7 separate regions of the Mus musculus genome follow, and regions 1, 3, 4, 5, 6 and 7 are each linked to region 2. Evidence: chromatin loops called from intact Hi-C (ENCODE). Cell type or tissue: heart. All regions are shown on one strand. Links, peaks and the distances in the headings refer to the core of each region. The heading gives the core; the rest is flanking DNA.

Region 1 (4,350 bases), core at 162-4,161, 63 kb before region 2:
ACACTAGAGCCACCAATCTTAGCACAGAATGGTGGCTGAGTGAGAGAGAAGCCAAGAGCTAACCTCTCCCAGGATACTCTAGTGTCTCAGAAAAGCTAAGACCATTAGGCAACCTCATGGAACACTACAGTGACAGTACCTCCTGCCCTGATTCTCCTAAGTCCTATTCTAGACCCCAGCGCTCAATGACAGATACATTTCCTTAAATATACAAGTAGCAAATAGGCCGGTTGTGCTTTGGATTTCTGAGACTGTTTGCCAGATTGCTATGCTATGTTTATATTTAAGTGTAACTGTAAATGGGTTGGCTTGTAGTCAAAATGTAGAGCTTCCCGGTAGGAATCCACATTATCGACTTGAGGCCAATACTAAGTTGCATATTTATTTCTAAAATAAATGGCAGAAATTTCACTTTATAGATACCAGTTTTTATACACATGCCATATGTCAGTTTTAGAAAGCAGATCTAAACACACCCAGCTAGTTCATGGAGTTCCACTTAAAGACGATGTCATCAAACCTCAAAAAAACCAAATGTTTAGTAATCATGAAGGAGAAGCAAGTCAATAACTTGATAGATACGAATGTTTGAAGCAATTCAGTTTTCCAAACCTACCAATGAATGGGCAAGCCATCAGAGGCACTAGACATATAAGAGCAGCTGGACACCAGCTGAATAGGACCATCTAGTGATTGCCATATCCAGGGATCCATCCCATAATCAGCTTCTAAACGCTGACACCATTGCATACACTAGTAAGATTTTGCTGAAAGGACCCTGATATAGCTGTCTCTTGTGAGACTAGGCCGGGGCCTAGCAAACACAGAAGTGGATGCTCACAGTCAGCTATTGGATGGGTCACACGGCCCCCAATGGAGGAGCTAGAGAAAGTACCCAAGGAGCTAAAGGGATCTGCAACCCTATAGGTGGAACAACAATATGAACTAACCAGTACCCCAGAGCTCTTGTCTCTAGCTGCATATGTATCAAAAGATGGCCTAGTCAGCCATCACTGGAAAGAGAGGCCCTTTGTACGTGCAAACTTTATATGCCCCAGTACAGGGGAACGCCAGGGCCATAAAGGGGGAGTGGGTGGGTAGGGGGTTGGGGGAGAGTGGGTATGGGGGACTTTTGGGATAGCATTGGAAATGTAAATGAGGAAAATACCTAATTTAAAAAAAAAAGAAAAAAGAAAACAAGTAGCTTTAACATGCAACTCTAAGACTGACCTGCAGTGAGTCACAGAAGAAGAAGGCAACAGCACAAGTGTGCATGTGCAATTTTTACTAAGCCAGTTAAGCAACATTTCATCGGTGAGCCTTCACAGGTAGATATCATGCACCAGGCCCCCAAAACCCATAGGCAAGGTCTCTTTCCCTGTTGAGCACCAGAGGATAGAGGATAACACTAAACCACCAGAATAGCCACCACAAGTGGACCTAAGGTCAAAAAACCATATTTGGCACAACACTTCATAGTCACAAGCATGTCCTTGTTCAGAGACAGAACTGTGATGACTCCAAGAGTCACCTGAACATCTGACTCAGTGTCCGGTTACCAACACAGTCCTCATACCCCATGGTGGACAGTGGGATGAGGCATCTAAAGGGCACTTAACATTAATGCCAATAGAACTCTGTTCCTGGACAGCTCTCAGGAAAATGATGTTGCACTAAAAGTCCTGCGTCTATCTGAAAGACCTATCTAGACAGCAAGGAAGTTGTCCTTGAGCCATGGGAGGTTAGAAAGCTAGCCTAACACAAGCATTCTGGCAGTTAGGTATACTTGTTACCCATGTTCAAGTCCAGAGCGGGTTCTCTGAAGAAAACCAAGTCCTATGGGCCCAAGGCTATGTAGAGAGCACTGCCCCCCAGAGGAGATAAGTGTTACTACAGGTTTAGAATCAATGTTACTCTGTAACATAGAAGTTTGGGTGTGTCCCTCAAAAGTTCATGTAATTGCAAACCAATGCGATAATTTTAAAAAATAACAGATCTTGAAGAAGTGGTGCCTTACAAGAAGGTGATTTGGTTCTAGGGCCATCACTTTCAGATGATATTAATGTAGTTCTTACATGGCCAAGTTAGTCCCGTGAGAGTGAATTCTTATGAAAGAGTAAACCTAGTCCCTCTCCAGTGTCTTGCTTCTCTTGTATGAATTCTGACCCATGTACACCACTACTCTCACCTATACATACTCCTGCTATGGTGCCATTGGCCATGCTGTGCCAGAGCCATAAGTGCCTCACCAGCGGGTAAGAAGCTCAGGCCTTTGACCTTTCCAAACTATTAACCAAATAATCGGTATTCTGGAAAAAAAGCCAAAGAACTCAGCCTCAACTATTCTTGTTATAGTAAAACAGAGTAGACGAATACAGAGTCAATACTCAATTTCAGAGCCTAAAAAAATAAGTCATTGTTTTCAAGAGACTTGTGGCTTGACATTAGTAGGTGTTTGATATCCCTGAGAGGAATTAGGTAGTAACTTGGCCACAACATTCTTTAAAGTGGCTCTGTTTATCTTGGCTGGACTTACAGACCTGGATGTTAGCCAATTGTCAGTTGATCTACATGTGAAAAGATGGTGAGGTATGATCTACCCGTGGCATTAATTTCATGATTTGCAAAATTATTACCTCACTATAACCCAACAATTTGGAAAAAATGTCAAGAAATCCCTCTTTACTATGTATACACAAAGGCGAAGAGAGCGAGTAGGTCCAGTGTTCTGCTAAGAGGCCTCAGGTAGTTCATCCCTATCCATCAAGATGACTATGGAAATGCAGACAAATAAGCCAAATAGCATGGCTGCTTCATTTACAAGCTGTTGCTCATCCATAGGTGGGAACTTTTCCAGCTATAGTTTTTCCAGTTGGAGTTTTCAATCTGTCTCCTTCTCTCCTTTCCCATTTGGTGGTAGATAGAAAAAAAAATGGAATCAATTTTCTACCCCTGCTTAACATTCCTACCCTTTGCTATGCAACAGTATCATTCCCATCGTGACTTAGCTACAATTTTAGACAACAGGGTATTAGCAAATGGAACCCAAGCAGAGACTTGAAAGGAATTGAGCAGTTGAACTTGTTCTTCACCTTGCCCTCATCTTCACTCTGATAAGGTCATGTCCAGACAAGTCCTCAGGTCCCAGGAGGTAGATGAGATCCACACAGTATATTCAAGTACCTCCAGCCTAAGACAGTAGAGATCAGCTGACAGTTAGCTAACACCCAGGCATGTGATCAGGTCCAGCCAAAACATCACCACAGCCACTTAAGTGACTCCCATTTAACTCCAAAACTTGACACAATAAATATGCAACAAATACTGTTGGATGCCCCTGAAGTTGGATGGTTTCTTGGTGTGCAAAATTAATCTGGCAAGGAATCCGGGTACATACTGAAACCCCCTCCCCCCAAAGCTGGTTCTAGTAAATCAGTTCCCTTTTTTTGTCTTCTGAAAGTGCCACTCACTTCTTAGCCCTTTATAGAACACGGTTCTCCTTAGAGACAACTGCATATTCTGTGCCATTTCTCTAACGCTCAGCACTCTCATTGCCATTAAACACAGCTTCTCTATCGTGTTCCAGTGCAACTCCCAGACCACTGCCACTCCATTCCCTAATGGCCAGCCTTCTCCCCTGATACTCAGACCATCTGTCTATACCATCTATTACAACCCTTTCTATTAGCTACAACTACCAGTCTGTTTATGGCTTTGCAAGTACTGACAGCTTGCTAATTATTGTGCACTCCCCTCTATGCCCTATCATCCACGTAACTTCTGCCTTTTGGCACCTCAAAGTACCCCCAGTGGCAATGATCTTTACCTCCACTCCATAACTGGCAGCTATTCCTTTGTATACAACATTTGTTAGCACTTAGAAATAAATGACTTCTAGAAGTCAATTACAAATCACACCTTTTGCCCATTGCCTACCTTGTTTGGTCCAGTTCTCATTTCTTCAGTGCTACTATATTTATTAATTGGTCAGTCAATCATTATTCATCACTTGCCACTTACTGGCATCACACAAAGCACTGGAGAAATAGCATCAAGCAAGAACATCTTTGCAGTGACAGTCCCACAAACCCCATCTTCAATAGACTATATCACTGATACTGGGCACTAACTACCATCTCCTTTCTGACTCTTTTTTAGTTCCATACTTATTACTGTAGAGACTCCTTACCACTGATTCCACATTAGTATCACCTGAGGAGTTTTTAAAATCCTGGTCCTGAGCGTATCCAAAGACAAAAATCAGATTTTGTTGTGAGCCCTAGGCATCAGACCTCTTTAGTACCTCTAGCAGTACAAAAGTGCATCCACCATAGATAATCACAATCTTAC
Region 2 (4,350 bases), core at 242-4,241:
ATATGTGTATACTCATATACACACACACACATATATATGTAATTTTCACAGTTCAAAAAACAGCTAAGGGGAAGGGAACCCAAAAAATGGAAAAAAAACTGTTTGCAAAAACTTCATATTGATAGGATTTTATACCTGGAATATAAAAGAAATTAATAATGTAATAATAGATAAATAAGATGGTCAAAGAATATGAATATATATCTTTTCAAGAGATGACCAACAACCATTAAGCACTATAAAATATTCAACATTAGCATTCATTAAGGAAATTCAAAGCAGAATCACACAGTAAGATATCTAAATGCACAGGAACCAGGATGGCTACATTAAATAGCCAGATAGTGACAAATTCTGGCAAGCACATGGAGAAACTGGAATCCTCGCTGTTGAAAGGACTATAAAATGGAACACTTGCCCTGAAAGACTAGTATGGCCATTCTTCAAACAATTAATCATAGAGCTATATGATTCCATACAGATCCCCAAATACATAGCCAAAAACAATGAAAATATAGGCACACACACAAATGGCACATAAATCAGAACCTCACCATCCATAACAGTCAAGAGCCCCCATCAACCCAAATATCCACCAATGGAAAAAGGAGAAATAAAACACAGTATCTTCACAAAAAGGTATTCTATTTGGCCATACAACTGAACGAAGTACTCACACAGACTAACAACATGCATGAATCGTGAATGTGTCATGCTAACTGAAACCAACCAGTCAAAAGGGGCAAATACATGACCTCAAGTGTATGAGATGTTCACAACAGTAAAATCTATAGCAACTGAAAGTAGATTCATGATTGCCTAGGACTGGCTCCAGGAGAGAAACAAGTGGGAGGGAAAATGGGAAGGAAAGGGACAGGACAGGGTTTCTTTTCAGAGATGATGAAACAATTGAAAATGGTCTGTAGTAAATGGCTGTATTTGTGAATACACAAAAAAGATAACAAATACCTAAAATGCAAATTATCTATATGTTAAGCATGTATGCATATACCATGCTTTAAATGGGTGACATATATCATATGAAGTACGCCTCAGTAAAGCTGCGTTGTACAAAATAGCACTTAAGGTACAGTTAAAAAAACAGCATTTGGACTACGGCTTATTAAGAAAAACATCTTTGAAGTGTCCTATTTTCTGGAGAGATCTTATTCTTTTGATTGTAAAATCTGAAATGATCCTTGAATCCTATTTTAACAGGTGAAAATACTCTGGGTAAATATTTAAGAATATGAAAATCTTGAAAGTTTAAAAAAATAAATGAAAACGCCATCATGAGCAACTTGCAGGGGCAGACAACACATTGACCATTTCAGATGTTTTAGGAGGCACTGAGTCATTGGATGGGGATGGGGTGAGACAAAAAGAGTTAAATAATCCATATGAAAAGCCGAAGCCTGAAATGCCTCCTCCTTTACCAGGCTTCAGAAATGCTCCAAAACCAGCATTCCTTCTTTCTCCTGCACCATAAACCTTCTTTTTCAGGAGCCTAAGATAACCACCCATAGATTTACTCCAGTTAACAAATAGGAAGTATATAACAAAGGGCAAAACAAAAGCAGACTTAAAGGGATATATAAAGAGCAAAACCAGTGCCCAGCAATGGCTTCTTTGAAGTTGGACCATCACCACCAAGTATTGCTGCTTTTTCCAGGCAAACATAAGCTAAGATCCTTGAATGTATAGCTAGCACACAGTTCCATTCCTGAGATGATTCAACCTGTGTCATTTCCATTCCAGAAAGACTCAGCTTCTATGTTTGGCTTATGTGATGGGCTGTTTTGGTCTTGCTACTCTATCTCACTGCAGAGCCCCTGGTCTGTTCTGTTGCCACACTCCATGGTTTTCCAGACCCGAAGGATCACCAATGTCAGTGGCAAGGAAAAGCCTAGAAACATTAGGGATTTTGTTTTAAATCTGTAATAAATCTCAGCTCCTGCCTTGGCTACTGCAAACAATCCAGTTTACCATCAATCCTGATATAGGTACATCATTCAATACTGTGCTCCACTTCTGAAGCAAAAACAGGGTTAATATTGGGGTAGGAAGGGCAAGAAAAAAAAAACCAACCAAAGGCAAGCCTGGTTCTTTTTTCTTTCTTTCTCTATCTGTCTGTCTGTCTGTCTGTCTGTCTGTCTATCTTTTTAAACAGGGATTCAGGTTTCAAAATGACTGCTTTGGGAGCTGGAATGACCCAGATCATGGTGTTGCGGGGGGCCAGGGTGGTGGTGGCAGGTATTCATTCCTTTGCAGGGTGGCTGTGACTTGAGGTGGGAAGAGGGAACTAGGGTGGGCATCTATGTGAAGAGAGAAAGAACTGGAAATGGTCTTTAGGTACCACCCACCTCTGCAAATGAAATCACTGCAGTGTCAACCCTGCACTGATTCCATGAATTGCCAAACAGGATGAGGTAAGGCATAAGCCCAGAGCCCCCTCCTCCCCTTTTCCCTCCTCCTGCGCACAGAAGGGCGCATCCCTCAGCGAGGTGCACCACGCAGCCCTTCGCGGGCCTGGGCTGAAGGGCTGACGTCACCTTTCTGCATTGAGCTCAAGGACTAGTAGCAGTACCAGTTAGGTGGGGAACAGGGGCGCTGCCGCAGCCACCAGGTGGTAGGGGGTCCTCCTCTTGGGCATTGCAGATTGGGTTCACACAGAAAAACACAATAACCGAGTGGAAACAGTAAGGGGTGGAAAGAAATCTGAAAGGGGTCGTAAGAGCCAGTCGCTGAGGAAGCTCAAAGATACCCCTGGCTTATGTAAGACCCTCTCCGTGCGCCTCCACGCGGTGGCGGCGCCTGTCCCGCATTAGTGCGCTTGGGAGACTGATCGCCCTTGTCCAGTCAGGCAGAAGATTCCTGGCGACTCTCTCCCACAGCCCTGCAGGGTTAGGACTAAGTCGGGATCTTAGATCTAACCCCGCCGTCCTGCGCCCGCTCCCAGCCCGCCACAGGTTAGCTCCATTAGCTCCAACAGGCACCCAAAACTGGCTTGGTAAGGTAAGGAGAGAAGTCCAAAAGAGCAAACAGACAAATCACAACAACTTTCCCCAGGGGCTGATCCTGTCCTGAGAGTTTAAGAAATCAATGCATTAAAAAAAATTTTTTTTTTTTGGAAGAGTGGAAAAATCTGCAACCACCGCCACCACACAGCCCACTTCAGCCTTCGTCGGACAAACTCGAGGGTTGGAGCAGCCCAGACCTGCACCCTACCATCTCACAGCCCCGACCCAGCAGCCTGCGGCTGTCTCCTTGTCCACCGGCTAAGATCGGGTTTGGGGTTTGGGTTTTCCTTCCACCTTTCTTTCTAAGAGCATCACCACACGGTCTGATAGACCGCGGCCCGGCCAGTAGCCAGAAGTGGGCACTCACCCAGAAGACGAAGGAGTAGATGATGAGGAGGGTTTTGAGACAGGTTATCACAGGTTTGGTCTCCATTCTCCTCGATGCCATACTACTCAGCTCCGGCGGCGGCAGTGGCGGCGGGCGGCGGGCGGGCGCAGGAGGGGGAGGAGGCGGGGCCGAGGGAGGCGGGGCGGGAGGGGGAGCGCGTGCTGCCGGAGCTTCCCGTGCGCGCGCAGGCTGGGCGGCGCGCTTGCCTTCGCGCGCGCCCTGCAGAGCTTGGGGAGAAGGAGCAACTAACTGCTAGGAATGCCTCCCAAGTCTGCAATCTGGCCCAGGCACAGACTTCCAGCTGAAGTCAGAAGGAACCTGAGAGCCTAGAGGCTGGGCTGGAGGTCAGGGTAGCCTTTCTCAGACCACCCTAGCTTTAAGATTTCGGCTTTGTTGGAAACAGGGCCTGAACCTGCCTACATAATGATTGTATAGAGTGCTCTTGGCGATTGGACACTCAGGAGTCATGTCCTTGCCTTGTCTATGCCAGGAACAGATTGTGACAACCAGAGAGACACCTTGAAGGATAGTAAGGAACCCTGGAGTTCAGAGACACCCAAATCCTGGCTACTTTACAGTTCTCTATAGACTCCCTTTGAACTTCATAGTTTTCGATTTCCTCACCTTTGGAAATGACAAAAACGAGATTTAGCAACGTTCTTCCTACATATTAGATGTTTAACAGATAACAACAATAACAAAATTTCTTTAAACTACCAGAGATTCATTTGCCTCACTTAGAGAGCACTGCCGTTCTCCTGTGGAGCCCCACTGCAGCAAGGAAGCAAAATGGGAAACAACCTGTTATTTGCTCCAAAAGTTGAATGTAAAGTCACGGTAAGAACTGCACTCCTAGATATCTATGGGAGAGAAATGGAGACACAAGTCCACCGGAGAACTTGGGCACGAATGTGGAGAACACCAGTCCAAGCGAGCTCAGCT
Region 3 (4,350 bases), core at 135-4,134, 91 kb before region 2:
GCATCTTGCCAAGAAGACATTAATCGTTCATTGGAATCAATGGCCAGTGCTTTGCCAATTTACCTCAGGAAGCTGGGACTACGTTTATTGTGCCAGGCTGTGTTTGGGGTAGCTTTTCCCACTGGGAGGTTTAAAGGCTGGATTAGTTAAGAGTCTAGTGTAAAATTAAAATCAATGAATATTAAAGTCTTTTGTGTGTGTGTGTGTGTGTGTGTGTGTGTGTGTGTATGTGGCTTCAAGAAGGGCTACTTAACTGCTGCATGAATTTATTGTTTTATAAAAATAACCAAGAAAGCACATCACATCATGCTGAGTTGTACTCACCAGTTTCAGCATCCATGGACTACCACGGCATGTAGCAAAGCATCCAAAGAGGCCAAAAACCACGATGGTGGTGCCGGTTCCAATGAGCACATAGGGAGCATTTGTGGAGTTCTCAGCAATCAGGGAGATATAGGTTCCCAAAGTCAGCTTTCCCCAGACTCCAACGGCCAACAGGATCACCCCAGTGATCTGCGAAAGGAGAGAAGAGAACATGAAACATGAAGCTATTGCCAAAAGACATTGTCTTAGTTCCTCCTCCATTGCTGTGACGAGAGACCATGGCCAAGGCAACTTATAACAAAAGAGTTTATTGGGAGCTTGCAGTTCCAGAGGGAGTACATGTCCATCAAGGTGGGGAGCATGGAAGCAGGTACAGTACTGTAGCAGAAGCTGAGAGCCTACATCCTGATCCACAAGTATAGGCAAAGAGGGAGAACTAACTAATTGGGAATGGCATGGTATTTTGAAACCTCAAAGCTAACGCCCAATGACACACCTCCTCCAACAAGGCCACACCTCCTAATCCTTCTCAAACAGGTTCACCAAGAGAGGAAGTACAAATTTAGCATTCAAATATATGGGCCTGTGGGGGACATTTTCATTCAAACCATCACAGACACAGAGCAATGTGGCCATTAAGATTCAAGCTTCCACAAACAAGGTGTATTTGCTGAAGGCTTTGTCCTCAATGGCAAGAAATGTCAGAGATCATTAGCTAAAACTGTCACACAGTAAACGCACATTGATAGTATGCAAATTATATCTTCCCCTTATATATCCTATACATAGTTTTAATATTAATTGGAAATCAAGTCAATAAAGGACATTTTTTTTAAAAAGCTGCTTAAAGAACATCATAAGACACTTTGGAGAGGCATTCCTCCAATGTGTGTCTGTCCGACACTGAACTAGGCATGACTTCAGAGAGAATGCTGGCTCCTTTCATCAACGGCATGTGAGGGTAGAATAGGTTTTATGGCCATCTTTTACAACACTTTAAGAACAAGGATATTCTTCTTGCCCATTATCATCGAAATCTCTATAAAGAAAATATTCTAGACAGTTTTGAATCCCCATTGAGGTGCCACCTTATTCATTGTAGAGCAACAGAAGAGTCTGAACATCTCTTGGTATTGTTTGTAACGCTATTTGTCAAATATCATTAACCATTCCAATTGAAATCTTTATAACATGTTTAAACTCTAGCCCCGTGCATTTATCAGCCCCTTACCTAAGGTAGTGCATTCAGTGCTATGTATTAGGCCTTACTCTCCATTGCCTGAAGATCCCAGGCCTCAGCAATTGTGGCTGGTGAAGCCATATGCTGGCTTGTGTCCCCCACCATCCCACAGTTGCATTTAGAACTTGATGACATATTCAAAAGTAACCGTTTTCAAATTGCTACCTTTAGGACCCGAGGCTTAAGTGCTTTCCGAGTTCTACTCAGGGAGTTCAGTGCTGTCCCAGCCTAAAGCTCAATGCTCTGTACTAAAGACCGCAGGTTTCTGCTCAGTCTATCCAAATGAAGAGGCAAGATGAGAAGCTAGAGGAAAACAGCAACACACACACGCACACACACACACACACACACACACACACGCTAAATTGCCTTTTGAAGGAAAAGGCATAGGCATAGGCAGCCTTAACATTGTGTGCTGCATAATTAATCTCCTTATGAACTTTAGTAAAACACATGAACTTTGTAATGGTAACTCCCCTGTCTTGTCCCAATAGCTTATTTTGTAGAACTACCACTGTGCATGCCAGACTTAAGTGTTAGATGAGAAAAGGGTGAAGAAATGATGCAGACTTGAGGAGAAAGCATTTGATGCTAATTGTGAGGAGAAGGGGCCCAGTAGAGGCTTCCTGTGACGGGAATGAATGGTTTCAGTGAATTAAATCCAATAATGCAGATGTTGCCAAAAGTTTCACATCCTCTGCTGACACCTGGTGGTCATTTGTAAAAAAGCACATTCTCTGAACAGTTTCCTTTGCCATACTCTGCCAAATAGAAATCTAACAGTAGCTTTACCCACTAGAATCAAGTCTCATGTTACCAGGGGTGAAAACAGACCATATTGGTAAAATAAGATGCTCATCATCAACTTTCTACCCTTAAATTAGCTACAAAGAATTCCATTCTAAGATGTTCAACAGCAAGGGCAAGGCTGTACATATGATACATATGACAGTTGACATTTGGCACTGCACACACACGCCTGCGCACACACAAACACGCGCGTGCGCGCGCGCGAGCACACACACACACACACACACACTCAGAGACAGATATACATATAGAGAAAGAGACAGACAGACAGACAGACAGACAGAGATAGAGAGAGAATGCGTTTGGGACTAAGGACATTTCAGAGCTAGGTCTTAACTTTCCAGTACAGTTTGGGCACAGCTTAAACTTAGGAACAGGATACCACCAGCTGCTACTAATACAGGCTCTGAAACAAGGCCAAAGAAAACTATAATAGTAGCAGCACTAGCAGAGGTATATTGGCGCTGGGGAGGTTAACTCAGTTACACAGCCCAGCATGAATGAAATTCTAAGTTCAATATTTAGTACAGGAGAAAAAAAAACCCAAAACATTAGATTAGACTGAGAAAAGCTTTGAAAAACTAGCATATGTTGCTTTAAATTTTCAATGAAAGAAAGTCCTGGAGAAGTTTGGCCATATGCCACAGTGTTCCCAAAGGCTCCTGGAAGAGACTCGCCAGGCGGCATTTTTAATCATAAACAGAATATTTGGGGAGCGGGCAGTAGACATAAGTGATCCTCTTTGTTCTTATCAGGTCATTCCAGGTAACACTGGGAGGCTCCTTGCCAACCCTGCACCCTCCTGGTTTTTCTCAGGCATCCAGAGCCATGTGATTCCTTCTTGCTTTGTTAGAGCATAGACCATAGATCTGACCAACCTGCTAAAGCTGCACACATGATATGCCAGATTTGCGTATGAGAGGGCAAAGTCTCCATCATTACTCAAACTCCCTAGCACCTAGCCTGGGAGCTCCACCTTCTAAATGAACACACCCAATCATTTCAATGATGATACGAGTTTAGCATATTAACAACTAAATGATATCTTAGAGGGCAACGGTGGGAAATGAAGTCATAGAGGTATAAGGTACAGCTAAGAGACCTGTCCTAAGAAGCTCTATGAGATAGAAGGCACTGTGTCTAAGCACTGATAAAAAAGAATCACCAAAGAGACAGTAGGAGGGAATTGCAGCCAGTTCACATTTTCATGAGGAATCTATGGCTCAAGCATTCCAGAGCTTCACAGGTTCATTTGTTCTTGTTGACTACACACAGAGGGACTGTAGACTAGTGCCTTCCACTCCCATGCCTCTGGAACTCAGAGACAAAATGGATGATGCAGAAAGTCTATGGCAATTATCAATAGTTAAAATATAGATCCCTCGGGTGCTAGATTTAAGAGGAAACGTAGGCAAGAGAGTATCCCTGTCCTTACTTAGTAGGTGAATGTGCTTGCTGAAGGGAGACTAGAGAGGGATGTTTTCTGAAGCATCAGGGACATCATTCTAGAGAGGACCGAAAGGAGTCAGACTGGCAGGGAAATCAGAAGCCTCTGTTATCTCATGATTTTCTCTTTAAACTCTGAGAAGTACATGCCCATTGCATTTACAATTTTGTTTTTTTTTTATTATTAGTTATTTACCTCTGTAGCCAGTACAGCAAAATGGACTAAGAATATGAATGTATAAAGGGGTTTCTAGTGGGCTTGGGAACCCAGTCGAGGATAGGCAAGGAAAAGGAACCTGGTGTATTTAAAAGGGGGATGTATGCTGGAGTTCCAGACTTGAGGGTTAGGAGATAGGGCTTGCAGTTTCTTTTAGTTGTGTGGGCTTTGGCAGATCACCAAAGCTTTCTTGGCTTCGATTCCTTCTCCAGTGAGATCAGGAGGTAGAAAAATCTGTACTTCCTCTTGGGCCCCTTTCCTTCTGTTTGTTTTGTGTTATCCCAATGTATTAATTTCTATTTTATTATTCTAT
Region 4 (4,344 bases), core at 345-4,344, 270 kb after region 2:
GGCATGCTGCAGGAATAAAAATGACACTTTTGAGCCGTTGCCAAGATTTGAGTGCTATTTCCATCGTGGCACACATGGCCTGGCTTTGCCTTCCAGTACAGTGAGCATAGCCAACTTTGCCTTGTTTCTAATACCTACTGGTATTAAGTGCTACTGTATTCTGGGCACTAAGATAGAAGCTAGACATTCATTACCTCGGATGTCTAAGACATTTCCTGAGATAGAGCATATGAACAGATAATATATAATATAAATGATCTAAGGTGCCATCATAGCTGTATGTGTGTGTGGCACCCTTAGATTATAAATATTAGATGAATCAAAAGTATCAATATTATATTGTAAGGGGAATTTTATTCTTCTCTTCTTCTCTGCTAGAAAGCTGTGTGTCTGAGCTAATGCCAGCGTCTCCACCATATTCTCTGGATGCAAGGCCTTGCTGTCTTCCAGGATTTCTATTCTATTACTTTTCTGAAGAAGGATTCTCTCCGCATCTATTCAATTGGACCTCCCAGTGGTATCATACATTGCTTAGTTTAACAGAAGCCCTCCTTTCACCCCTCTTCCCGGCTCAAATGCTGCTTCCTCTCTTCCTGGGTCCCTCTGCACTTACTGTCTCGAATGCTGATGCTCAAGGGATGCTTTTCCCTCAGCGTCTCCAACTTCCTACTCCAATACTGTTTCCTCTTCCATTGCCCCAGCAAACCGCTCTTTTTATAACACAGAGAATGATCACCATATTTCTAACTTCAGAAGGTAATTCGGTGTCATTTAATTTGTACACATTATGTGGACAATTTGATTATACTCTTGTTTGGTGCAGTATTTTCCAGTCTCTCTCTCTCTCTCTCTCTCTCTCTCTCTCTCTCTCTCATCACCTTTTAAGCCTTATAACCCATTGCTAGGATATCATACTTCGGCATTCTTCACGATTCACCTTAGATTCCTTTGTCCTTCCCTTTCCTTCTTTCACCTGTTCCCGAGACTGCCATGATAGCGTTGATCCAGGAGTTCCATAAGTGTCTGGCTCCATCTGGACCTTCTGTGCATCAGTTGCTTGCTGTGCTCAGCAACTCCACCTGACTTTCCTATGTGTTCAAGGGCTGAGCTCACTATCTCTTCCATTACCTTACTGACCTAACTCTAACCTCCTCTGCTCCTTGCATAGCACTTCCCATCTCTGTAAACGGCACCACCCTTGCCTAGATACTTATGTGAGAAACCAGCGTGGAAGTGCTCAGCACTGACTTATGCTCTGAAATTTATTTTTAGAAGTCAATGAAATAACAGGATAAGCAAAGAAAGTCTTTAAATATTCTGATTTTTCTCATCATGATTGTTATGAGCCTTTAGACATGAGTATTAAGTTCTCCTCAAAATAAGTTAAGTTACCTTTTTTGTTCCTTTCTGCTGATGTAAGTTATATGATAGGTCAGCATTTTCCAAGAGTTGACAACTAGACACCATTTCCTGTGTGCCAAAATACTGAACTTCGGGCAGCCTGACCACTTTTGTACCTAAATACCTGTAATAGCCTTTGAATTGCCTCTCAGTGCTCAAACTGCTTGTCAGAAAAGCAGCCCAAACAGGTAGAATCACTTCAAGAACATGCATAACTGGTCCTTTCCTATCACTTCTGAGCTTAAAGCTCCTCCATGACTTTCCATAGTCTTTAGGATAAAGCGTCCGATTCTGTGGACATGCCATCTCACCTCGAACCAGCCTCAGCAAGGTCCTGGGAGGAACTGATCACTTTATCAGTCTTTGCATACAGTTAACTATGTCCAGACTTCTTTAATTTCATTCAGTTTCTTTGGCTTCAGACCTTCCTGACTTTGTCGTCATCAGACAAGCTTTTGTCTTTCTTAAATCCCTGTTCCCAGGTCGGTGCTCCTTGCTAAGCATCTTTACTAGAATCTCATCCTCAACTTTAGTTTGTACACAAGTGATTGGATTCTATTCCCTCTTTCCTTCCTAATAAAAGTGCCCTGAGTAAGTGTAGGTAATAACTCTCGAATTCTGGGAGCCTTAAATTCAGTTGTGCTTGATTGAGACCCAACTACCTCAGGTATACAAATGGACTCATCCTGGAAGATTTTCTTCCTATTTATTTTATTGTGGCCAACTATTATGGGTGGAAAACCAAGGTTTATCCAGAAAAATATAATATTTCAGAGGAAATTGTATAGATCTTGGCCCTTTAGTTTTATAGGAGATGCAGGCGGACTGTTTAGACCTCAGGCTAAACAACCTGAACTGTGCTTCTCTTCCTATGTTTAATTGGCATATCCGCAAACAGGAATGGCATTATTCAACTTGCATGATTGTAATAACATTTATTACGACCATTTATTCAATAAGGATCTAATGTGTGCATCGAGTATATTTGTTTTGTTCCTAGGATTGCAAATGACATTTGGGATGTAAACCGCCTAGTACCTTGCTGTGTTACAGATTGTTAGTCCTAGTGTGTTGTCAAAGCTGTGCGTTGACGTTTGCATGAGTCACAGAAGTTAGGGCTATGTGAGACATGATGTTGTCACCATATCCCCTCTAGGTCCCTGCATGGCCAGGATCCCTTCAGAAGTAGATGCGCTCCAGAGTCTGCAGCATGGCCGCTTCCAATCGCGACCGCTAGAGGGTGTGCGGTCGCTTACCGCCGCGACCATGGCATCTGCGCTTGCGCCTCACTGACACAGCTTCCGCCAGCCTCCTTCCAAAAGCCTTTCGCCCCTCCCCGCCCCGCAAGGCTCCGCCTCCGTTGCCCCTAGCGTCTGTTTGTTGACTTCCGGGAGCACAGTAGTGGTCTATGCCAAGAGGGTCGCGATGGGGGTCCCAGGGGGTAGGGCAGCACCTTAGGCTCAATCGAGTCGCCCCTGCTATCTTTCCGAAGCAGGCACAGATTCCGTTCGCAGGCTTCGGCATGGCGGAATCTGAGTCACTGGTGCCCGGTGAGTCGCGCGCCCCCAGTCGTGGCGGCTGGCCTGGAGGGAGGGTCCGCGGGCGGGCGGGCGGGCGACAGGCCAGGCCCCGCCTCCGAGCCGGCCCCGTAGTGGTACAGGCCGCAACCTGAGCCTCAGTCAACCGCCTTAGATTTGCGTTTGGGAATAAATAAATTCCCTTTGTCGGGCTGGAGGAAGGGACAGGGACATGAGGGACCCTGTGTGTGTTATTAGCAAGCTGAAATAATGGCTTTTCTTGGAGGCGGCGGCAGCCATTATTCTCTCGCGAAGCATCCCAGGGTCTCTAAACATTTGAGCAAGCGGATGTCCCCAGGACCCGGTTAGGTACAGAATTCAGTAACGAGTGGAATGCGGGGTGAAAGGTTAAAAAGAATGGAAGAAACGAACTGGATAAAGAGAGGAGGGCCTTCGGTGAATTTTTTTTTTTTTTTAAGACTGACTGTCGTGAAGTCTTTTAAAATTATGACTCCGTACGGCTTCCGTACCGGGTAGCCCAGGTAGACATTTCCTGGAGCAGCATTTATTATAAGCGTAGAGTTATAGAGTTGTTCAGCTAAAATGGTGGTCATAATCTACTGAACTGGTTTTTGCATATACTCTAATGGGCTGTTACTAGCATTATGAAAAATAACCACTATATTTGAGCAGAATTGGACATTTAAATATGTATTGCACTTTCTGCTGTGGTCTTGGCTCAAACAGAATTTGATTCTACACCACTTGGAGCTCATACCTTAGTGAGGGTGCAAGAAAATAGTTACAATAGGCTTGACATTAGTTGGCAGAGGACAGAAAGGAACCACCCAACCTTGGTTTTTGGGTTAGGGGAGTGTCTGAAGAGAGATTCTGGGGAGCCAGAGTAAACACCGTTAAATAATTCCTTGTAGGGAAGCCTTGAATCATTTCGAGGTCCTTGCCTCCCAAGGCTCAGTGACTTGAGTCGAACTGGCTTGCTTCAAGCTTGTTCTCAAGTGGTTTAGTCCCGTGCACATTGATATATATTATTAATATTTACATTCAGTATGCTTTCTCTGGAAATTTCCCCCAAACTGGGTCTGACTTTCTATTTGAGTGGTGTGTGTGTGTGTGTGTGTGTGTGTTTAAATAGTTACTTGGAAATGTTAATGGATATTTAGTCTTTTGAAAATGATACTGGTCCAAGTCTGTGAATATTCCTCAGATCAGACAATGGCAGTTGAAGAATGTCAAATCTCAGCCTCCATCTCCAATCCCCATGGACTGATCCGTAGCTTGAACTCTCATTTCTTCTCAATGGGAACAGGAATACCCGAGGTGTTTCCGTAGTAAAACCTGGGTAATATGCTATCTTTCACACTGAAAGTATTGAAAGCTGTGTTTGATTTCCTACTCAGCATTCTAG
Region 5 (4,350 bases), core at 109-4,108, 230 kb after region 2:
TGTGAGGGACAGCAGATTCTCTCTACAACACATGCTAGATTCTCAACAGCAGCAGTTGATAATGTTGCCCTGACTCATTGCCCAAATAATGTACTAGAAACAACCAGGAGCTAATACACTTTCCCCACTGAAGGCTCCTTGTGTTGTTGTTTGGCTTTGTTTTGCAGTAAGAAAATCTAGTCTCCACAAATGTTGAAGTGGAAAATATCATCTTAGTATTTACGACTCCTGCACCATACAGAATGTTCAGAACTTGTTTGTGTGCCATAACTAAAACATCATATTCATATTCTTCAGCCTCTCATAACCATGGTTACAGTCTCTGATTCCCCAAGCAGGGACTATCTCAGATGTGATGGGTATGTGAGATGATGTAGTACCTGTCCTTCTGTGGCTGGCTGATTTAACTCAGCGTTAGATTCTCTTAAGCTTTATAAGACATGAAAGGGCATTGTCTGCCTCATCATGGTAGTGTTAGCTTATAAATAACTGCTAAATCTGAAACAAGACAAAACTAACCTTAATAATTAGTAGAGAAATCACTATTATGCTGTAGTGTCTAAAAAAATCATTGCCAAAGCATTAAAAGCTCTCTTATTTTCCACTATAGATGTGTAGAGAATCCCAAAAGCACAACAGCAGATGTATCTTTGTGTGTGTGTGTGTGTGTGCGTGTGTGTGCAATGCTTTGTTTCTTCATAACATCTACCAAGAGTAGTTTACATTGTGTTTGGTTTTTTACCATTCATCTTTCAACACAGAGCAAGCCTCTTTTCTATTATTTGGTGAATTCTTATGTTCTTTACTAAGACCAGATTAACTTCTAATGGTTTGTCCTCTGCACATTCAAGGCTGTATATTGTCTCTCAGAACTCCCTTAACATCAAGTATGTAGTCAGGACCACTTCCTCATAGGCAAGTTTGCTCTTTCCTTTCAACTGTTTTCTGCATTTCTAGCGATGCATTATTCTTCACTGAGTTGCTCCAGCTGTATAATTAGTGTCTTTCACACAGAGGCTCAATCACCAATCCCACTGACAATTGTTTATTCTACAATTTCAAGTAGATTCAACTCAAGGACTTGTGAGGCGTGCAGAATAATTAATTATGGCCTAGGGTATTGCTAAAGCTGAACCCCACCCCTAGGACTCAGCTACTCTGTGACAGCATTTGTTCTACTGAGAACAATGAACGGGCATGTATTCAGAAATGAGAGTACTATAATTGTACATCCTACACATACCTCTTCAACTGCCTAGACCTAGGAAAAACTTACGGGAAAAACAGATGGGATCCATGTATGGCCATAGCACCAAGATGGCTGAATTTTAAGCATGGTAATAGCGGCCCACGTGCCCCTTCAAAAAAATAAGTTGCCATGGTTCTCTAGGCCAAAACGGGTAGATAAATAGACATGTTACATTTTAAGACACCAATATATGAGGGCTTGACTTATTGACTAGAAAAGAGATTAAATGTAGTCAACTGACAAAGAGAGTCCACTGTTTATGCCATTCAAATCCATTAGAGTACTCATTACGCTTCTTAATTCTATCCAGGAGGTGGGGCAGGAAATGTTAGCTTGGGAAAAAGGTGTTTTTCATAGATATCAAGAACCAACCAGGAAAATGTATCATTAGAAGGAAAGCAAACACAATGGCCTCAGTTTAACTCCTATCCTGTTTATTATCAACTCATAGAACTTGCCTTGGCTACAAAATGAAATTGCCACACCCTTTTCCTAAGCTCATAAAAATTACAGCAAACTACAAGAGCTCCACAACCAGGCCATATTAAGATACTCTGACACAAACCTCTTTTCTCCCAGTCCTTATTAAACATTGTCCTGTTTGGGGTAATAAAACCCCCATTCATATTAGCCAGTTAAAAATGCTGGCATAAAGTTACTAAGTTCCATTTCCAATCAGACCCAGCCTACTTTAGCTCATGGAAACCAAACCAAGGCACAAATCACTCTTTTTAAAAGGTAATTTACTTTATTTCTGTTTGTGTGGGTGGTGGAGAGGTATATGTGCTTGGAAGCGCAGCTGTCTGCTTGGACTAGGGGCCCTGGAGCCCCTGGAGCTGGAGTTACACAAGTTTGTAAACTGACAGATGTGGGTGCTAGGATCCAAAATCAAGACCTTCTCCAAGAGCAGTACAGGCTCTTAAGCATTGAGCCATTCTCCAGCCCCACACAAACCACTTTTTATTTTCCTCATGAAGTATTTACCTTGCTTGTACTAGGTTATATAAGGAAGAAACTAAAATTAAACAAGAACTCACCTCTCAAATCAGACCTGAGCTACCCTATTATTCCCTCTTTTGTAGAAATACATTTTATTTTATTTTCTCTTACTGAAATACTGGGGACCCCAGGGCTTTTCATATGCCAGAAAGCCCCCTACCAGTGAGTTACCTCTACAGGTACATACTATTACTCTTCTGTTAACATATAGCAGAGAGAATACAATCCTGGGGCCAATGAGAATCATGTACAGGTCTCCCATAAATGATATCAAGGTGATGTGTGTACTAATTACTTGTAGTTGGGATTTACTCAATATATCCATGAATTTAGAGATATTGTACCATGTAAATATATACAAATAGCATGTGCCAAATTCAAAGCAAAAATCAAGTAAGATTTAAAAGCCAATTTTCAGTCTAATTAGAGCCACAGCAAAACACAATTAGTTCCTTACATTACATCATGTGAGAAAATAAATGCAGAGGTTTCTTACTCCCAAATCACTAAATACTAAGACGCCAAGTGAAGAGTCACAGGTTAGTTTTACCTAAATATCTAATAAGTGGGAGAGCATGGGCTACTGGCACAGTAGAGCCTTTCATCACTACAGTCTGCATTCTCCACTTCTGAGAAGCTATTTAGGAGGTGGGGGAAGACTTGGATGTGATCTCTGGTATCATCATATTTCATTGGAAGAGAAACTGCATGATTTGAGTAAAATGTGTGCTGTTAGAAACTGACTTTTCCAGAGCAGGAAAAACTTGAGTGGTAAATGACCCCCCGGTGCCTACAGAGAATTGGCGATAAAGACTTTAGCATCTGCCAACCTTAAAGAGAGCCAATGGGTCTTCTGGCTAAAATACTGGTGCTTCTTTATGTTCCAGTATTGTGAAAGTTAGGGTGGATTTTTTTTATTTTGTTTCTACTTACATATTTTGGCTCTATCTACAAAAGGTATAAGACTTTCATAGCTTGGCCACCCTCATCAATTTGGAGGGAACAAAGGGCCAAAGTAGGAAAACTATTTTTTTTTAAACTGAATTGCAGTTCCAGCTTAGCCCAAACACAGTAATAAGCTATGACCTTGACAAGGTCATTTGCCAGCTCTGACCTCACATTCTTATCTGAAAAGCTGAACCAGGGAACTAAGCCAATGGTCCTTTATGCTTTTGTCTTCCGAAATGTCCATGAAGCTAATAGGCATGAGAATTTGCAATATCTACTTTAAATCCCTTTCATTTTCTTTAAAAGGCACATAGAAAGAAGTCAAGGGACTTTATTTTCACAAAACCCTTGAATGGATTCCATTGGTGTGAACAGAAATCCTCAAGTCCTTTTCCAATTTTACAAACTTTTTTTTTTACTAGCAGTTAAAATATTTTAAACAAAAATTATTTGAAACTTTCCCTATTGGTGCTATATACCATATGTACTAAAAATTATTGTTGATATCTCAGTATTATTTCTGGAACATTTTAGAACATCAATATGCCAAATTGTGGAAAGTCTTTGAGAACTGAAGAATGTAGATCAGGACTAGCTTTGTGTGAACCTATTATTAAAAGCCTCAAGACTTTTCTTAACTAAAACAAAAGAGTGCTGAAAATATATGGCTTCCAATATTTGAGTTAAATTAGTAAATGGTAGGTTGGGAAAAAATACACTGTTTGCCCAAAGAGATCCAGTATCTCCATTCCAGTCTTGTCCCATGCCTCGTATGGTTTTCTGAGGTCAGACTAGGAAAAACGTTTTAGGCATTTAAAATTTTTTTTGATATTAAAACGCAAAGATCATTCAGTCTTGTTTCTCTATGGGCAGTCTGTAATCATTTCACCTGAGTGTCCGTGTGTGGGGGTGGATGTGGGGGGGTGGGGAATGAAGGAAGTATAATGAGTTATGTGAGCCTTTATGGAGGTCTGGAATGAAATACCTGAAAACCAGTCACCTCCGGCTCCAATCTATAACCTCCACAGAATTGGCTGGCTTAGTTCAATATTCTCTGAAGAAATTTCTATTTGGAAGATGAAATTGAAGTGAACTTATAAATTGGTCTTCTCTGACAAAGAAAGAGATTTTTAGTGGTTTCTTTAAAAGCTATA
Region 6 (4,350 bases), core at 230-4,229, 72 kb before region 2:
CCTGGCATACTAGCCAATGCCAGGCCAGCCTAGGCTAGAATGTAAGATGCTGTCTTGGGGAAAATAAGAGAACAAAAAAGAAATAAGATTTATACTGAATCTCTTTACACACACACACACACACACACACACACACACACATTCATGTATTAAATGGCTTCTTAAACCCACACTTAGCTTCACTATGAACAGACATATATATTCTATTTTATGCATTTCAGTTTTTAATGGCTGATTGTGGATCACTAGATTCGTCTTAGTATCTCGCTGTCTGACAAACCTTATATTAGCACTTGGGTTTGTATCAACGGGGGCCTACATGTAATTCCAGAGGCAAAGACTGTAAGCCAATATAAATTCAATTAAGAGAAAGCAAAGAGCAGCTAGAGAAATAGCACAGAGGTTAAGAGACCCATCTGCTCTTCCGAGGTCCTGAGTTCAATTCCCAGCAACCACATGGTGGCTCACAACCATCTGTAACAGGATCTGATGCCCTGTTTTGGTGTGTCTAAAGTGTACTTATATAAAAATAAATAAATTGAGGGTGGGGAGGTGGGTGTGGATGGGTGGGTGGAGTAACACTCATAGAAGCAGGGGGAAGGAGAATAGGATAGGGGGTTTTTGGGAGGGGGGAACCAGGAAAGGGGATATCATTTGAAATATAAATAAAGAAAATATCCAATAAAAAATTTAACTGTTAATGCATAAATAAATAAATAAATAAATCTCTCCAAAAAAAGAGAATGTGAAGAGTCAGGTATAGTCACACACCTGTTATTGCACTAGGGAGCCTGAAGAAGGTAGATTCCAAAATTCAAGCTAGTCAGAGGTACATAAGGAGGCTGTGGGCTACTTAAAAAGACACTATTTCGGATGAAAAAAAAACAATGGAAAAAAAGATGAAAGGCTGTGATGTTTTCATGAATTGAAGAAGAAGGAGGAGTTTAGGGTTGCTCTTGGTTCTTTCCCCTTCACATACTTGACCAGGTAATGCAGTAGAGAAAGCAAATTCTCCCCAGCACCATTCAACAGATACAGGTACTGAGGCCTCTCTAGTGGCTCCAACACTGTTTTAAGAGATAGACAACACTCTTGGGTCTGGGGCAATTCGTTATCTTAGGACAGACCTGTAGCATATTGTAACATTGACACATTCTTTGCATAAAATAAGCAAAATGTCACGTTTCATCACTCAAGTGTCACACATTAAAAACCCAAGTATATTTTAGGCACTTCACCACATACATAAAATAAGTTCCTATCAATGGGAGCTTACTGTGTTACTGGGTTGCATAGCACTGCTGTCCAGGGAAAATAAAGTCTTTGCAACTAGGAGAAAACTGTTGGCAGCCACACATGCTGGCAAACTGCTGGGTCCATATGCACACAGAAAGATTTCCTCCTATCGGCAGGGGCTTCCAGTCCCATGAGGAAAGATGCTGTGTTTTAAGAGGCAGCAGGAAACTCAGCATCCTTACCAATCACTAAGTAACATATGAAGGAAGAAAAGCCCTGTGGACCTGGCTCCCTCCTGGGAATCTGGTATTGAATTGTAGCAACAACTGGCAGGGCATTTCTAAGTTTCAGGCCAAGGACATCAAATTATACATCACTTAGAATAGACCAGCTTTAAGCACATACACCAGACACAAACTGGAAGGAGTATTAAAAGGAAGCAAACATAGCCAGGGGTCACAAGATTAAAGTGACTTTTGAGTCACTGTATTCAAAAGAACGTATAGGTCACATGAAACTGAAACACCACTTCTGGAATTTTACAGGAAGAAGATTGGCCTATCAGAGCACCCAAAGGCCAGTTTTTAAGATACCGGAATGCAGCAGTAAGCGGAAATCCTAGCCAGACACAGGAGCTTCCAGTGCAGCAGAGTAAGGAAACACCTTCCAGAAAGTCAGGAGGAATCAATGAGCCTGCACTAGTAAGATGTTCTTTCTTAAAGCCACAGGGTTTGTAGCATCTTGGCTAGCTTCTCTGCATTTCTTTCAACAGGACTATACCTTTATTGTAGAAGGTACAGGGGACAAAAGCTTGCTGATCCACTGACCCTGAGTCTGTGACTCACTTAAACTTCCAAAAAGAAAGGGAGAAAAAAGAAGAAAAGAAAGACAGAATTGCAGTCAGCCCTAGTTAATGTGCATAAATAAATTTATTGGTGCTGCTATTAGGGCATTAAAAAAGTACTATCTAAACACGAATAACAAAATCCTTTGCTAGAAATGAGATGGTTGCAACGAACCTTGCACAGTGGGGCTTCATAAAAGGAAGGCCTGAATTGCATCTCTGAAATTCCTAATGCAGAGTCCATGATGACAAAGAGCCCGCATGGCTGCTGTAAGAGTTGTACAGACAGCTGCAGTACAGTCTCGCTCTGCTGCTGGCTGTTGTGAAAACTAGGGCAAGTGGCCTATTCTCTGTCTCAGTGTCCCTGTCTATTAAATGATGATAGCATTACTGCAATTACCGTGACTCACAAAGCTGTACTGACAACTAAATGAGGTTCTCACTCCATGGTGAATGTTAAGGTACTTTGAGGCATATAGTAAACAATTGAGAGATAGTATTATCATTATTCCTTTAGATGATTATAAAGTGGAATTTATTTTCATCAATCAATAAATATTTTATTTATTTCTGGAAACAAAATAGTATCAGTACTCATCAATAGAGATAGGAAAGAGTGTCTCTTTCTTAAGAAACATCATCCAATGTCTCTTTCATCTTCCTTAGGAAATGAAACTATTACAGAAGGTCACATTATGGCACTGCCTGTCCCCCAAAGTCTTACCATCACTTCAGAAGAACCATTTCATAATACTTTCTTCCCTTGGAGGTCCCCTGGCCTCTTCTAGAACCCCTTGCTTCCAAGCTAATGTGGACAAATTCAAACTCGATCATGGTGTGTGTTGTTTAGCATGTATTTAAAACCAGTTTCAGAATGGATTAGCTGGCCTGTCTCATGTCTAAGCTTCAGAATTCCAGTTGAAGATGTAATCTATTTCTCGCAAGGGAAGTCATAAGTCACAGATGTGCCCATCCAATACACAGTTGTGAAAGGACAAGGACAGGAAGGACAATCTGAAGCAGCAGCATTCAAGGTCACTGCCTGCATGTTCAGCAGGAATTCAGAAGCAGACCTTTGTCCTCTCCCTGGAGTGCCTCATCTGGCTTTCGAGTTGCTTTGGCTCTAGATAAATGTCCCTACTTTATGCTTTGCAGAGAGCTTATTTCCTGGTCCCCACTTGACCAAGGCTTACCAGGCTCTGCTCTCAAGCAGCAGTTTAGCAGTATCAGTTTGCTGAGGTTCAAGAGCTTGTTTTTATACTTCGGAATCTCTATGCTCATGTTCATGAGAGGCTGGGAAAGAATTCGTTACGAGAAACCACCGGATGCTGTAGTGAACTGGGTCAAAGTGAGGTTCTTCGCAAAATGGAGAAAATGGGCATGATCAAATCTCAAAATGTACACGTATGGGGATGTCACGGTGAAATCCATTAATCTGCACCATTAATAGGTTAATTGTAATAAAATGTTCACTAAAATAAAACAATAAGAAAACCAAATTAGCAGATCAGTATATACTGAGGAACAGCGTATAATTGGTCATAGAATAAACATAAGAAAGAAACCTGGGGTTTGAGAGATGACTCAACAGTAAGAAGGCCTTGTTTTGCTGCAGATACCTGGACTCAGTTCCTAGCACCCCTGGCTCAAACGTCAACACAGGTATGGCTTAGAAATAATTTATTTTGAAAAAGTCAACTAGACATGTTGTTGGAGCAGTTAAATAGAGAGGGTGAATTTCAGGCAAAGTGAACAAAAGATGCACTAACCAAGAATTCTATAGCTCAGGTAGATACGGTTTACCATCATTGCTACATACACAAAATGCTGCTTAACAGTCTGGGGCAGTTTTAGCATGTGGTGCTCTTGAAGCTTCAATAACATTAGCACAATTAGAAGGGGAATAGTTTACATCAATTAATCAATTACTCCAATTAATGAAGTTCTAAATTTAGAATCCATCCCCTAGAGGATGTCCTCTGTATAATGCCTCTTTCTTCTCCATACTTTACTATGGGGCAGGCCATAAGAGCTAGTAATACAAAAAATAATTACAAATGATATGTTAAATTTGTAAAATAGCATAGAAAGCCTTTGGAAATTTTACATATGGTAAAGAAGGTTTTCTTAGGATAGTGTCACACCATGAAAAACCTTAGAGGGTTAGAGAAATACACATGCCCTTACATTGAGGCTATGAAATCAGACAGACAAGGAGCAATCACATCCCATCCCATGCCTCACATTACGGGAACAAGAGATAAATAAGA
Region 7 (4,350 bases), core at 201-4,200, 250 kb after region 2:
TTATTAGCACACCAAAGGCTATCAGGCATTAAGCAAACAAGGAAATCACAAAGGTTTAAAGTTCATCTAACAGCTAAGCCACTAACAGACACTTCCATGGCCAGGAGATTGGAGGCCCTGTGAGAACTTTGGCGTTGTCTCCTGTTGACAAGTGCTTAGTATAAAAGCACGGTCTGTATAAGAATTTCACTCTTGGAGGGCAGGCAGGTCACATGTCCTTGAACACCCTCAAAGGCCATTGCTTGGTGAATGACCCCTTTCCCAATTCTAGTTCTTGACAATCCTGTAGTCATCTTTCTGGTTGACACTAACACCTACTTGTGAACTCTTTTTCCTCTGCTCTGGGTTGTCTCGGATCAATATCTGCCACACAACAAAGGTGTTTCCTTGCTTTAAGCTATTGGTTTGGTGCATCTTTTCTTAAGGTTGTTCCACTGCTAACTACTGTGCTGTGTGTAAAATGGGACCTAGACACAGCTTGAAGATAGATTTTATGAAAACTTTTTGTATCCAATATGAAAGTTTGCATAGAATTTGGTCAAGGCTTGCTTATTGGATTTAGATATTCACCATCACTGATTTTAATCCTTCACAGTTCTTCAGTGGAGCTCAGCTGGAAAGTTTCTTCGAGGGAATCAAGTAGTTCATGGATATTTAGTCACCCTGGATTTTTACACAGCGTACTGCCATAAAGGAACATTCAGGTCAGGTCACATGGGAATCACTATAAAGAGAACTGACTCAAAGGTGTTGGAGCCAGTTATAGGTTGGCGAGAGTCTTGTTGTGTATGAATTATTCAGTCTCTCTAAAGTCTCAATTTCTTCCCTAAAATGGTCACTTTTAAATCAAATTACCATCCTCTAAACTAGCGAAAAATGAAAACGGAACAAATTCAACATTTCTCAGTGAGAAGTGACGTCTTCTCAGCATTCCTTTTTTCATAACTGATATGAAAACAAAGAATGTTGTTCCCACTCAGTACATCAACTGCCTAACATTCCAAGTTTTTAATCTCTTATTGTTCTAACATAACCCTGCCATGCTGATCAACCTATCTCATTTGAGATAGAAAGGAGATAATGTACTTAATGATTGTGAAGTGCTTCAAAAACTACAAAGCATCGTATAATGCCTAGTACATTGTTTTCTCGCCTTCCACTGTAAAGTAGAAGTATATTAAACATGGGTCACAAAATTGCTTCACTACTATGCCCATAGCCCTATTTTTCCAGTTAAAATTTGCAATTAAAGCCTACTTATTCAAAGCAATAAGAAACATGAAAGCATTTCAGTCCTTTTCTAAAGTAGGCTTCCCCCCATCAAGATCAGAAGACAGTAATTTATTAAGATCACCTTCAAGTTCTGATCATGTCACTGAATCACCTAACCTGGAGTGGAGTCCTTTTCTGTAATTAATGAATGTGCTGCTTACATCTCTTTTGCATGTATTGGTCAGTTATCAAATGCTCCTCATCTATAATGGGGTTATGCCCATATAAACTTATGCATCCAATTATACCTACTGTGCAGAAACTCGTAGCTTAGCAACATAGCACGGTAAACTGTTAGTTGTCTTCCTTTGTGATCATGCAGTTGAATGGGCTCTAAGGCTTGATCTTAGTGTCTAACACAGGAGCTTATCAGACTTATGATATTAGAATGAAAAAGGGTTTTAAAATTAGATTGCATGTTCATTTTCTGTTAAATGTGTATTATTTCATATCACTGTGAAGTTATAAATCACAAGCTAAGACAGATCTCACTACCATGTATTTTTCTTTCCTTATATGAACCCTGGACAGATGGGATAACTAATCCATGCGATCTTGGTTTAGGAAGGGGACAAAAGGGTAAGAGCAATATTCAGTTTAAATGAAAGCATATGATATCCTCAAGCGGAAACTATTTGCTAGTTGTCCTGCTTTCATTTGAAGTGTATCATAGCATGAAAGGATGAAAAAGAGGGAAAAAAAACTTGTGTTTTCACTGAAGGGCTTGAACATGTCCTTCACTCCTATTTTAGAGCTACTCTGGGACCAAATTGATGTAAAAGTATTTCACAATTTTTTTCATCTCTCTCTCTCTGTCTCTGTCTCTCTCTCTTTCTCTCTGTCTCTCTCTCTTTCTCTCTCTCTTTTTTGTATTTCACAATTTTGAAACTAACCAAATCCTCGGTTGTTTTCTTGTCTCCATCCTGAGACTGCCTTTGTTTTGCTAAAGTGAAGTTGGCACCTGACATTGTTCCTTAACTCTACTAAGTAAGTATAATTAAAAGTTATTTGTGTTCAATTATTTGCTTATCTGCTTGTCTGATTGTGCTCTGTCTTTTCGTCAATACCAATTTTACCTTTAGTTAATCAAAGCGGTGAAATAATTAGATAGATAAGAGATTTAAAGTAAAACTGATTCCTCAACCTTGATAAGACCTTAAGGCCTCCGGAAATGCCAACTTCCTTTATCGTTGACCTCTGTTAGATTCACCTTGATTTGTATATGCATGATATATAGATAGTGAGGAGATAGGTTAGTAAGGAAACTACTAAAATCAATAAGAAAGTGTTAAGAAGCAAGTAAAGAAAAATGCTTCTTATTTAATATTATAGAGAAATTCAATAAATACATAGAATCTAGCATGTATAAAAGTCTCATATTCAAAGAGGAGCTGTCTTAACATGATCCTTTAAGACAATCCATTGTATAAAGAAGGGAAATCTTACGTGGTGTATTTCTTATATTCTTAATAATGAGCATAGAATCTTCCAAGGGGCAGCCAGGAGCTGCCTGCAATCATAGTGTGTCCATTGATGGGTCCTGGATATCTTACTCCAATTCTACTTTCCAGAAACACTAGAAAAGTACAGCGGCATTCTCCAAAGTAGGAAAGGTGGGGAGAAAGTGAACAATCAAAACTGACTTTGGGGTTCCTAATAAAAGCTCTTCCATCATGGACTGGGCGAAAAGGAGTTTTTAATATGTAGCAGCAGACCCTCATACCCAGGTTCCATCCTGGGACTTACTGTATTATCTTCATGCTTCTCTATACCCCAGAGGGGAAAAAGCCAAGTTGTACAATACAGAGGACCCAGTGAATGCTCCCACCTCGGACTCTGAAACTTGGATCATTGAAAATGTTGTACTGTTGAGATGAGATGTAGTATTGTAAACAACGAGCAGTGCTGATTTTGTCAAGTTCTCAGCCTGGTCTTGTCTTGGCAAGCAAGACCAAGGTTCCTCTAGACTACACTAAGGCATCAATTGTATTCAGACCTGCTCTTCTCTTCCCTGTTTACTACTCTCACTCAGTCACTTCTCTTCAGAATTCCTGTTAATTTTGCTTTACCTTGTGTTTTCTTACTAAATCTTATTTCTTTCAAGAACTCTGACTGACTCAGAAATTGCTATCATAAACTAAGCTGCAGAAAACCTTGATAAAAATCAGAATTGGTTGACAGGCACTAACAGCCCTCTTCAGGAACATAGCTACAAACTAGCTTATCAGTTGCCAATAGTAACCTGCAATGCCCATCATGTATCCGATTCAGATAGAATACTATGAAGGGCCTGAGGAATTCAGTGACAGCTAATGAGGTAGCTGTTCTTTATAATAAATAGCTTTATAGTATAAAAAAGTTATTTGCCTCGGTTGAACTGAGATGGCCAAATAGAAATTCAGACTTTGATCCAGTGTGCTGATGAATTATAATATTGGTGACATTTCCAGTCCTGACAGATTTTAGAGGTGCATATTGGGGTATTATCTGATTTAATTTGAAAGCTGAGGCATTGACACAGAAATATATGAGAGGATTTTAGTAGGCCCTGTGAAGGCTGAATCCTTAATTCTCATCCAATCTCCCTTGCCAGATTAAGAAAGCTCTCCTACCTTGCCTGATGAAACTGTTGTTACCTTGCTTGAAGCTAGTATTTCACCTGGGAGTTGCCCTGCCATGTGAAGTGGGTTCTCTTCCCCACCTCACTTCCCTACCAGCTGTCAGATTTAACATGCCCCAGATGGGAAGAGGTACTAACAAAGTCAAAAGCCGAGGAAAGCCAACACATTTCTAGATTTCTATTTTTTTTTTTTTGAAAAAAAAAATCTCGAAAGTGTACATGGGAAAGTATGTGCACAGAGAAGTGTGTATGCTGAGAAGTACACATGGAGACTACGAGGATGCTTAGTCAAGGCTGAGAAACGCAATCTTAGATCAGTGTGGATCGAACACACCTCAAAATTCCTTGTAGACTGGGCAGGTATTCCAAATCCAGGTGTACAGAAGGCGAGGGATCCAGTGAGCAAAGCTTCCCACGGGGTATGTCCCTTAGAGGGAGAGAAGGGCTGAGCCACTTAT

Evidence for each region. A loop is a pair of places that touch in the nucleus more often than their neighbours do. Peaks named below come from ENCODE experiments on the same cell type or tissue, not always from the same donor. Only the 100,000 strongest peaks of a DNase experiment are listed, where the experiment ranks them.
Region 1: a loop joins it to region 2, with 2.9 times the contacts of the local background. A loop is called at or near these places in 5 of 42 quality-filtered maps.
Region 3: a loop joins it to region 2, with 4 times the contacts of the local background. A loop is called at or near these places in 4 of 42 quality-filtered maps.
Region 4: it touches region 2 in a loop (4-fold over the local background); 6 of 42 quality-filtered maps call a loop at or near these places.
Region 5: it touches region 2 in a loop (2.9-fold over the local background); 3 of 42 quality-filtered maps call a loop at or near these places.
Region 6: a loop joins it to region 2, with 2.7 times the contacts of the local background. A loop is called at or near these places in 4 of 42 quality-filtered maps.
Region 7: it touches region 2 in a loop (3-fold over the local background); 6 of 42 quality-filtered maps call a loop at or near these places.

The regions. Positions count from the first base shown.
Region 1 is chrX:10,547,412-10,551,761 of GRCm38, reverse strand. All of the region lies in intron 1 of Tspan7 (tetraspanin 7), which reads right to left. Among named protein-coding and RNA genes, the nearest start is that of Tspan7, 64 kb to the right of the region's middle. In heart, for the core only: a CTCF peak has its summit at 1,882 (motif pointing left); no DNase peak of the experiment used is centred there.
Region 2 is chrX:10,484,276-10,488,625 of GRCm38, reverse strand. It overlaps Tspan7 (tetraspanin 7), which reads right to left and starts at 3,510. Exons shown (of 8, transcript NM_019634.2): 1 at 3,388-3,510. The coding sequence starts at 3,468. In heart, for the core only: CTCF peaks have their summits at 2,721 and 3,468; DNase peaks (open chromatin) are centred at 2,545 and 3,465; H3K4me3 peaks cover 1,764 bases; H3K27ac peaks cover 1,470 bases.
Region 3 is chrX:10,575,478-10,579,827 of GRCm38, reverse strand. It overlaps Tspan7 (tetraspanin 7), which reads right to left. Exons shown (of 8, transcript NM_019634.2): 2 at 325-513. Among named protein-coding and RNA genes, the nearest start is that of Tspan7, 93 kb to the right of the region's middle. In heart, for the core only: a CTCF peak has its summit at 2,282 (motif pointing left); no DNase peak of the experiment used is centred there.
Region 4 is chrX:10,215,159-10,219,502 of GRCm38, reverse strand. It overlaps Rpgr (retinitis pigmentosa GTPase regulator), which reads left to right and starts at 2,708. Exons shown (of 17, transcript NM_011285.2): 1 at 2,708-2,951. The coding sequence starts at 2,810. In heart, for the core only: a CTCF peak has its summit at 2,624; a DNase peak (open chromatin) is centred at 2,762; H3K4me3 peaks cover 1,473 bases; H3K27ac peaks cover 863 bases.
Region 5 is chrX:10,255,261-10,259,610 of GRCm38, reverse strand. All of the region lies in intron 1 of Otc (ornithine transcarbamylase), which reads right to left. Among named protein-coding and RNA genes, the nearest start is that of Otc, 5.1 kb to the right of the region's middle. In heart, for the core only: no CTCF peak of the experiment used is centred there; no DNase peak of the experiment used is centred there.
Region 6 is chrX:10,555,841-10,560,190 of GRCm38, reverse strand. The region is part of intron 1 of Tspan7 (tetraspanin 7); the gene reads right to left. Among named protein-coding and RNA genes, the nearest start is that of Tspan7, 73 kb to the right of the region's middle. In heart, for the core only: no CTCF peak of the experiment used is centred there; no DNase peak of the experiment used is centred there.
Region 7 is chrX:10,235,372-10,239,721 of GRCm38, reverse strand. No RefSeq gene overlaps it. Among named protein-coding and RNA genes, the nearest start is that of Otc, 15 kb to the left of the region's middle. In heart, for the core only: no CTCF peak of the experiment used is centred there; no DNase peak of the experiment used is centred there.